Regions from separate parts of the Homo sapiens genome. Here all the other regions are linked to region 1. A link is a contact called in ENCODE Hi-C or POLR2A ChIA-PET data. All regions are on one chromosome and are shown on one strand. The core of a region is the stretch at or near the end of the contact, and the rest is flanking DNA. Distances in the headings are between cores, read along the strand shown.

Evidence for each region. A loop is a pair of places that touch in the nucleus more often than their neighbours do. ChIA-PET counts read pairs that join two places held with the same protein, here RNA polymerase II (POLR2A). Pooled maps may share reads with other maps.
Region 2: a pooled map shows a loop between it and region 1 (8-fold over the local background). The contact joins the promoter of OGFOD2 here to the promoter of SIRT4 in region 1. A Hi-C loop is called at or near these places in 8 of 50 pooled maps. POLR2A ChIA-PET finds 5 or more read pairs at or near these places in 2 of 52 experiments (CD4-positive, alpha-beta T cell and K562).
Region 3: a pooled map shows a loop between it and region 1 (6-fold over the local background). The contact joins the promoter of KNTC1 here to the promoter of SIRT4 in region 1. A Hi-C loop is called at or near these places in 8 of 50 pooled maps. POLR2A ChIA-PET finds 5 or more read pairs at or near these places in 3 of 52 experiments (CD4-positive, alpha-beta T cell, CD4-positive, alpha-beta memory T cell and GM10248).

The regions. Positions count from the first base shown.
Region 1 is chr12:120,300,948-120,303,617 of GRCh38, reverse strand. It overlaps SIRT4 (sirtuin 4), which reads right to left and starts at 1,297. Exons shown (of 4, transcript NM_012240.3): 1 at 1,240-1,297; 2 at 1-57. The coding sequence starts at 56.
Region 2 is chr12:122,973,890-122,976,559 of GRCh38, reverse strand. It overlaps OGFOD2 (2-oxoglutarate and iron dependent oxygenase domain containing 2), which reads right to left and starts at 1,316. Exons shown (of 7, transcript NM_001304833.2): 1 at 1,177-1,316; 2 at 693-749. The coding sequence starts at 1,308. It also overlaps a transcript of ABCB9 not described here. RefSeq lists an enhancer at 1,412-1,871.
Region 3 is chr12:122,525,915-122,528,584 of GRCh38, reverse strand. It overlaps KNTC1 (kinetochore associated 1), which reads right to left and starts at 1,336. Exons shown (of 64, transcript NM_014708.6): 1 at 1,234-1,336. It overlaps RSRC2 (arginine and serine rich coiled-coil 2), which reads left to right and starts at 1,649. Exons shown (of 10, transcript NM_023012.6): 1 at 1,649-1,737. The coding sequence starts at 1,732. RefSeq lists an enhancer at 1,510-1,969.

The DNA.
Region 1 (2,670 bases), core at 48-2,547:
TTTGCGATCCAACGGCCTTTTGCTGACCTGAAAGTCAACGCAAAGCTCATCTTCATTCTAGAGAAAAAGAAGCCTCATGTGAGAAACTGGGGTGGTTTTTTTTTTTTCTCATTTTTTGTTTGTTTGTTTTCGTTTTGTTTTTTGAGACAGAGTCTCCCTCTGTTGCCCAGGCTAGAGTACAGTGGCATGATCTTGGCTCACTGTAACCGCCGCCTCCCGGGTTCAAGTGATTCTCCTGCCTCAGCCTCCAGAATAGCTGGGACTACATGGCCACCATGCCCGGCTAATTATTGTATTTTTAGTAGAGGCAGGGTTTCACCATGTTGGCCAGGCTAGTCTCGAACTCCTGAGCTCTAGTGATCTGCCCGCCTCGGCCTCCCAACGTGCTGGAATTACAGGTGTGAGCCTCTGAGTCTGGCCCTAATGAGTCAGGTTTTGTTTGATTTTGTTCATGTAATTAAGCACACACACGCATTCCTTTTATTTTTTCATTTCCCCCTTATTTTAGTTTACCCTCCACTGCAAGCTCTGCTACTTGGACACATCAGAGAGACAAGACCCCTGCCCGTCAGCTTTTCTAGCTGTAACAATAGAGGGCCGGGTGCGGTGGCTCACGTCTGAAATCCCAGCACTTTGGGAGGCCGACGCAGGCAGATCACTTGAGATCAGGAGTTCGAGACATGCCTGGCCAACATGGTGAAACCCCGACTCTACTAAAAATACAAAAAAAATTAGCCGGGCATTGTGGCACGTGCCCGTAATCCCAGCTACTAGGGAGGCTGAGGCAGGAGAATTGCTTGAACCCGGGAGGCGGAGGTTGCAGTGAGCCGAGATCGCGCCGTTGCACTCCAGCCTGGGCGAAGAAGCAAGACTCCGTATCAAAAAAAAAAAAAAAAAGAAAAAGAAAAAACTTTGACATATTATTTGACACAATGCAATGCATAAATCCTCTAGTGACATGCACCCCGTATGTAAACATTATTTTATGTTTGGCTTTCCAGATCTGAGATCAGGACCCCGCTTTCTCCTTGACATTCCACAGCAAAACGTGAACAGCTGAACAAACACACAGTCCGGTTTCCCGAGACCAAAGGGTCAGGGGAAACCCCCGCTGAAAACGTGCATCAGTGGAACAACTACTCTCTTCCAGGTCCCACCGAGGGCAAAGAGGAGAAATAGAATCCCTCACAAGAAATCCACAACTTCTAGAAATCCGCAGCACACACAGAACACACTTACCTCTCACAGCTCTACGGACACTTCACACCCCACAGTGGGACCGTCTGATTGCATTTGCATTTTGGGACATGTAGTCCAGAAAGCTTAAATGATGCGAGAAAAACCACAAGTCCCACAATCCTCCGCGTCTCGCAATTGACAGCCCCAGATCATCCAGGAACGCCCCCTGTCGGCTCTTTCTGGTCAGAGGTTCCCCCGTTAATATAAAAGCTTTTAATCATGGATTTTTTTCTTTGTTTTCAATTTCTGTGGGCACTTAGTAGGTGTATATATTTATAGTGTACATAAGATTTTTTTTCTTTTTTCTTTTTTTTTTTTAAGACGGAGTTGTTGTTTTTTTTTTTTGAAAAAACTCCAGTCTGGAGTGCAGTGGCACGATCTCGGCTCACTGCAACCTCCCTCTCCCGGGTTCAACCGATTCTCCTGCCTCAGCCTCCCGAGTAGCTGGGATTATTTTTGTATTTTTAGTAGAGACGGGGGTTTCGCCATGTTGGCCAGGCTCGTCTTGAACTCCTAACCTCAGGTGATCCGCACGCCTTGACCTCCCAAAGTGCTGGGATTATAGGCGTGAGCCACTGCGCCCGGCCATCTTTTCTCTTATTTTTTGTCTTTTTTTCTTTTCTCTGTGCCTGTCTATGCTTTACCCACATGAGATGTTTTGATACAAACATGCAATGTGAAATGAGCACGTCATTAATCATGGATCTAGATTTGACTTTTTTTTAAAGTTTTTGTATTTTTAGTAGAGACAGAGTTTCACCATGTTGGCCAGGCTGGTCTCGAACTCCCGACCTCAGGTGATCCGCCAACCTCGGCCCCCCAAAATGCTGGGATTACAGGCCTGAGCCACTGTTCCCGGCCTAGATTTGACTCATTCTAAACATCAGAGTTTGTGATCCTTTTCATTCACAACGACAGTATCAAGTTATTTGCTATTGGTAAAATACCTTGAACTTGTGAAGAAATGTGTTTATACATATCTGAAAAAGTGATAGTTTGTTGTTGTTGTTGTTGTTGTTTGTTTGTTTGTTTTTGAGACGGAGTCTCGCTCTGTTGCCCAGGCTGGAGTGCAATGGTGCCATTTCGGCTCACTGCAACCTCCGCCTCCCGGGTTCAAGCAATTCTCCTGCCTCAGCCTCCTGAGTAGCAGGGATTATGGGCGCATGCCACTACGCCCGGTTAATTTTTTTATTTTTAGTAGAGACAAGGTTTCACCATGTTAGCCAGGATGGTCTTGATCTCCTGACCTCGTGATCTGCCCACCCTAGCCTCCCAAAGTACTGGGATTACAGGCGTAAGCCACTGTGCCCAGCCAAAAGTGATGTTTTTACAGTTAATATGAAGCCAAATATATTATACCTGGACTAATGTACTTAACCTGCTTGGCTTCTCCAATTTTATTTATCATATTTTTTTTATTAAGTTAATCAA
Region 2 (2,670 bases), core at 67-2,566, 2.7 Mb before region 1:
GCCCAGGCTGGAAGCCAAGTCTAGCCTACACTCCTGAATCTATCTGGGTCAACTGCAAGTTCCAGACTGTTAGCTGAAAGGGACTTCTAGAAGGGGACCCATCCTGTTTCAGGCTGCCCCAACCTGAGCCTAGCTGGGATGAGAACCCCTAGATGTACCTCAACCATCTGGGCCCACACAGGGACAGGAGACAGTCATGGCCAAGTCCTGTGTTCCAGAGGTTGCTGAGGACTCTCCTGGGAAGCTTCCCACCACTGACTCCAGGGGAAGGAGGAGGAGGGAGTGGGGCAGCAGCCCTGGCAGCAGCCTGCGGGGTATATGGTAAGGTGTGAGGAGCCCAGGGGCCTGGAAGCTGTGGCTGGGATCACATCTGCTCCTGCTGTAAAAGCTTGGGCAAGGGATCCCTCTTTAAGCCTCAGCTTCTCAATCCAAAATGAGAGTGGTGCTTGTGCTTATCTCACAGAGCTGTTAAGAACGGCATGACTAGGCAACTTAGCAACTTAGCATTTCCCCTTCTCTCTCCTGGTGCCAAGACTCAGGTGTGGAGGGATGAGTGGGGGGCAGGAAGGAGGAAAGTGAGGGCCTAAGTGACCCTTCAGGGATCAGGGACTGAGGCTAGGCTCAAGCTGTGTCCTCAAGCTGCGGACACAAATCTAACGAGGAGGAGCTGTGCAGGGGCAGGGGACTGGTACCTCTGCTAACAGCTGCTGGAAGTCCTTGGCGCTAACACAGCCTCGGCTGCGCAGGATCTGGGAGCAGAAAGAACACTGAGCATGACTGTATGACCTGAGGAAATCCCTTCACTCTCTAAGCCTCAGTTTCCCCTGCTTAAAATGGGGAGAGGAGCCCCGACCTCAAAGGATCATGGAGAGAATGAACTGCGGAACCCTGTCAAGCTCAGGACAGGGCTCCGGGCTGGTGTTGCTGTGAGGCGGCAAGCTGAGCCCGGCCCTGTCCTAAGCACCCTACATGCTTGTTCATTCCTTCCTCACAATCTCACAGGGAGATACTATTACCCCTTTACGGTGAGAAAACCGAGGCAGAGAGAGGCCGTCATTCTTGTATTTGAAGATACGGTGCGCGGCGTGCGCAAAGCAAACGACCCTGGGGACGAACTTCCCTCCTCCACTACCCCTCTCTGCCCACTGCTCCGTAGGGACGACAGCGGCCACTCACCGGGCCGTAGTCCCGGCGCAGCTGCTGCTCGCCTCGGAAGCGCACGTGCAGCCCATAGCGCGCCACGTACAAGTTATCGGTGCAGAAGCAGGCGCAGCGGCAGAAGTGCCGCGGAGCCCCCACCGTCGCCATAGTGAAGCACCCACAGCCCTACCAGCTTCCGTAGAGAGACTTCGGGCACGCCCCCAACCGCGGGAGGCGCGGAACCAGCGGCCAAGGGGCCGCTCTAAGTTCCCAAGGGCGGAAAAGGACGAAGACGCACCTCGCCAGGAAACGGTCTGCGGAGAAAGATGCTCCTGGGCCGGGTTGGGACCGGCGGCCTCCTCGTTCCGCCTCCCAGTTTTCCCACTACGAGGCAGGGACTAATGGCTCCACTTTACAGACAGCTGAACTGGGTCGTGCCTTCACAGGACGGGGAGAGGAAGGGACTCGGAGCCCCAAGGCCTTTGACTTAAACGCCGACCCACCCCCCGCCGTCTGCCCGGAGCTCGTGGAGAACCAGCCGAGCTGAGGACAGTTTAAAGAGCTCGGAGGTCCGACTAGTTCCCGCTGGTGCTTCAATCATCCAGCCCTGTACGTTTCAGTTTGGATTTAGCATCTACCCCGGGTCCCTGCCTGGCGCTTCCGGTCCCTCCGCCACAGTCTGTTGGATTACCTCAGATTGCCCCAGTGAGTGTCTCCACCAAAACGCTCCGTCTCGCATTACTTCCGGTGGCGTTCCCAATGGACGCGGGAGGGCGGGGTCAGGTGTGGGAGGGCGACGGGGCGTGGTCTCACCGCAGCCAACAAATGACAACTCTTGCAGACCGAGCCTCTTCTCTCCCCGGACCTTTGCTCAGGAATCTACCAGCATTAAACCTTTGAGCTAGGTACTATTATATCACCGTCTTACAGATGAGGAAACTGAGACCCAGAGAGGCACAGGGACCCGCCGCAGGTCACACATCCAGTAAGGGGCAAATATGGCGTTTGAACCCTACAGAGTTCCCCAGTTAACCACCACAGGGCTTCTGGGAGTGGTGGAAGTATGTGGGATTTGGGGTTTTCTCGTGCAGAGCTGCCCGGCCCGAGAAGGTGTTTAACGTTTTACAGTCGTCTTGATTGCCCAGTGATAGTGAGAGGCCCTGCTATCTAGGAAAGGATCCATTTCCCCAGATCAATGTTCATTACCCGCCTAACTGCCCTTTTTCCCCAGGAGGCCCAGGGCAGGTCGGCTCCCCAGCCACCCACCAGGCAGGCCTGGCACATGCAGCACCCCACCCCACCCTCACCCCCTCTCCGTTTGCAGCAGTTTGCAAGATGAGTGTGTTGTACCTATCAGTTTATTTATTTGTTTATTTACTTTTTGAGATAGAGTTTCACCCAGGCTGGAGTGCAGTGGCGCGATCTCCGCTCACTGCAACCTCTGCCTCCCGGATTCAAGCAGTTTTCCTGCCTCAGCCTCCCGAATAGCTGGGATTATCGGCAGGCGCCACCACGCCCAGCTAATTTTTT
Region 3 (2,670 bases), core at 87-2,586, 2.2 Mb before region 1:
CCTGAAGGAGTTTTCTATTTTTCACTTCTGGTTTTTTGAGAGACGAGGGTCTCACTATTTTGCCCTGGCTGGCCTTGATCTCCTGGGCTCAAGCAATCCTTCTGCTTCAGCCTCCAAATGTTTTGAGTTTTAAATGTTCACAGAACAATGCTTGGTTGATGGCAAACATTCAATTTTAGGTGTTAGCTAATTTGTTATTGGGCTGAGAATTGAAGATCATAGTTTTATAAATGTTTAAAGAGTTCTTCCTAAGAGCATAAGCAAGGGAACAGAAACAAAACATGTTTGGAGAATAGAGAAGTTTCAGTGGCTGGTGTTTGGGTGGGAGTGAGGAGATGAAGAAGGAGGGACAGGTTGGAATGAATACCTTTATGGGTCTCAATTTCCCACATCTGTGAAATAGAGAAACCGCCCGTAACTGCCATATTTACTTATTCAACAAATGTTTATTGAATACCTATTTACTATGTGCCAGACACCTTTCTAGGAACTGGGAATATAGCTTGAACAGAACACAAAATGTCTTTGCCATTATGAAGTTTATGTTTTTGCGGGAAAAACGGACAAAAATAAAATTGTTAATACGTATCTTGTTATGCTACCTCCACAAAAAAGCAACTGCACAAATAATTACAAAAAGTGCTAAATGATTTGAAGGAAACAGTGATTAAATGGATAAGGTGAGGCGTCGCTGAAGAAGGATTTGTTTGGGAAGGGAAGGAGGTGACATCTGAGCTGAGACCTGAATAACAAGAAGTACGCAAAACTTAGGCGGAACGCGACGTAGGCAGAGGGAACAGAGTGCAAAGACTCGGAGGCTGGGTAGGAAGCGTTTGATGCTGCTGCCGGGTCAAAGCAAAAGCAGAAGACAGTGAGGGAGAGAGCAGTGGAGTCCAATAAAACCTCGACCTCAAGATTGAATTTTATTCTCAGTACAAGGGGTAGAAGGGGAACTCAGCAAACGAGTGGTCTGATTTTATAATTTTGAGATCACTCTGGCGGCGGAATGCAGAACAGATTCGCGAATACGAGAGAATGAGCAAGATGAAACACTTGTCAGTTAGGCCTCCATACTTAAACGCTCTCCGCTGGACATCGCCGCCAGCAAAAACCGACTCCAACCTCTCTCCTGCCAGCGTCAAGGGGAAAACAACAGGAACTGAGCAGAGGCTGCAGCTACTTCGTCCTGAACCCACCCCCAGTTCCCTACACAGCGCAGCTCCCCGTCCTCACCTGCAATTGAAGAAACTAAAGAGGAACACTCAGATATCTGGCCCCTCTTCCTGACTCACACAACCGCCTCTAGTCTTTAGGTTCCATGCCACAGGCTTAAATTGGCGGGAGAACACTAAACCCAACCCCTTTACGGCGGCCGGAAGAGACCAAGATTACTTTAGACTCGAAATAGGAAGTTGCCCCACCCTGAGTTCCGCCCATTCCGTTCTCCCGACTGCGCATTCCGGGGGTGTATTCTTGGCCCCGCCCTCTTCACGGTCTTTACACTCCCCTATGAAAGAACACCCAATCACCGCCTCGAATTGCGTTGTTATAGAAACTTTTGTTACCGCCCCTTTTTCTCCCAGCAAGCTGTGCGACGCGCCGGGCCTCCTCGCCTTTGTGCCATCCGGGTCTCTCGCGCGAGCGATTTAGTCTGAGGCGAAGCTTCGGAGCGGCCGGTACTGTTGAAAGCGACAAGTGGAGGCGCCGCTCTAGCGGCCGGGACTCTGAACTATGGCGGTAGGTACCGAATCTGAGTTTAAAGCCAGGGATATTTTTCTGCTACGTTCCAACAGTGGGTGAACGGCTCCCAGAACCTTGTTCGTGTGTATGTGTGTAGACAAAATGGCGCCGCGGCCTTCTTCTGCGCCCGCCATCATGGCTGCCTGCTGTAGGGAGGGGGAAGTAAGGCGGTGTTGGTGGGGGTGGGGAGCCGCAGGGAGTGCCTTTTTTTTTCCAGAACTTTCCTCCTCTCTTCCCCAACCCTACGTTCCTTTCGCCTCACTGAACTTCCTCCATTTTCGCTTATTCACCCTGGCTAGTGATTTATTCTAAGTTTTTTTTAGGGCCTGAGAATTTGCGGTGGAGAAAGGGGCTGGGGAAGAGAAAGACGATCAGGAGTGGTCTCTGAAAAGTATTGGGTCAAAAAGGCAGTGTCTGTAAAGGGTAGTGTGGGAGAAGAGAGCGACTTGTAGCTATTTTTTTTTTTGTACGCTCAATGAGATGCTTCTAGTTGCATAATTTCAATTAGTGTTCGTCCGTGTAAACCTTATTATTGTGTATTAACGAGCTAGGAAGGTATTGCTGAAAGGGAGTGAAAATTCAACTTAAAAGGTTGTGGAACTACCAATTCTGACTGATGCGCGGTTTCCGAAGTGGCCCGTGATGTAATCAATTTGAAGTCCGAGAAGCGTTACAGTTAAGTCTTGTCACTGACCTTGTTCCTTTAAATTTAAACCCTTCGTTGGCCGGGCGCGGTGGCTCACGCCTGTAATCCCAGCACTTTGGGAGGCCGAGGCGGGCGGATCACGAGGTCAGGAGATCGAGACCATCCCGGCTAAAACGGTGAAACCCTGTCTCTACTAAAAATACAAAAAAATTAGCCGGGCGTAGTGGCGGACGCCTGTAGTCCCAGCTACTTGGGAGGCTGAGGCAGGAGAATGGCGTGAACCC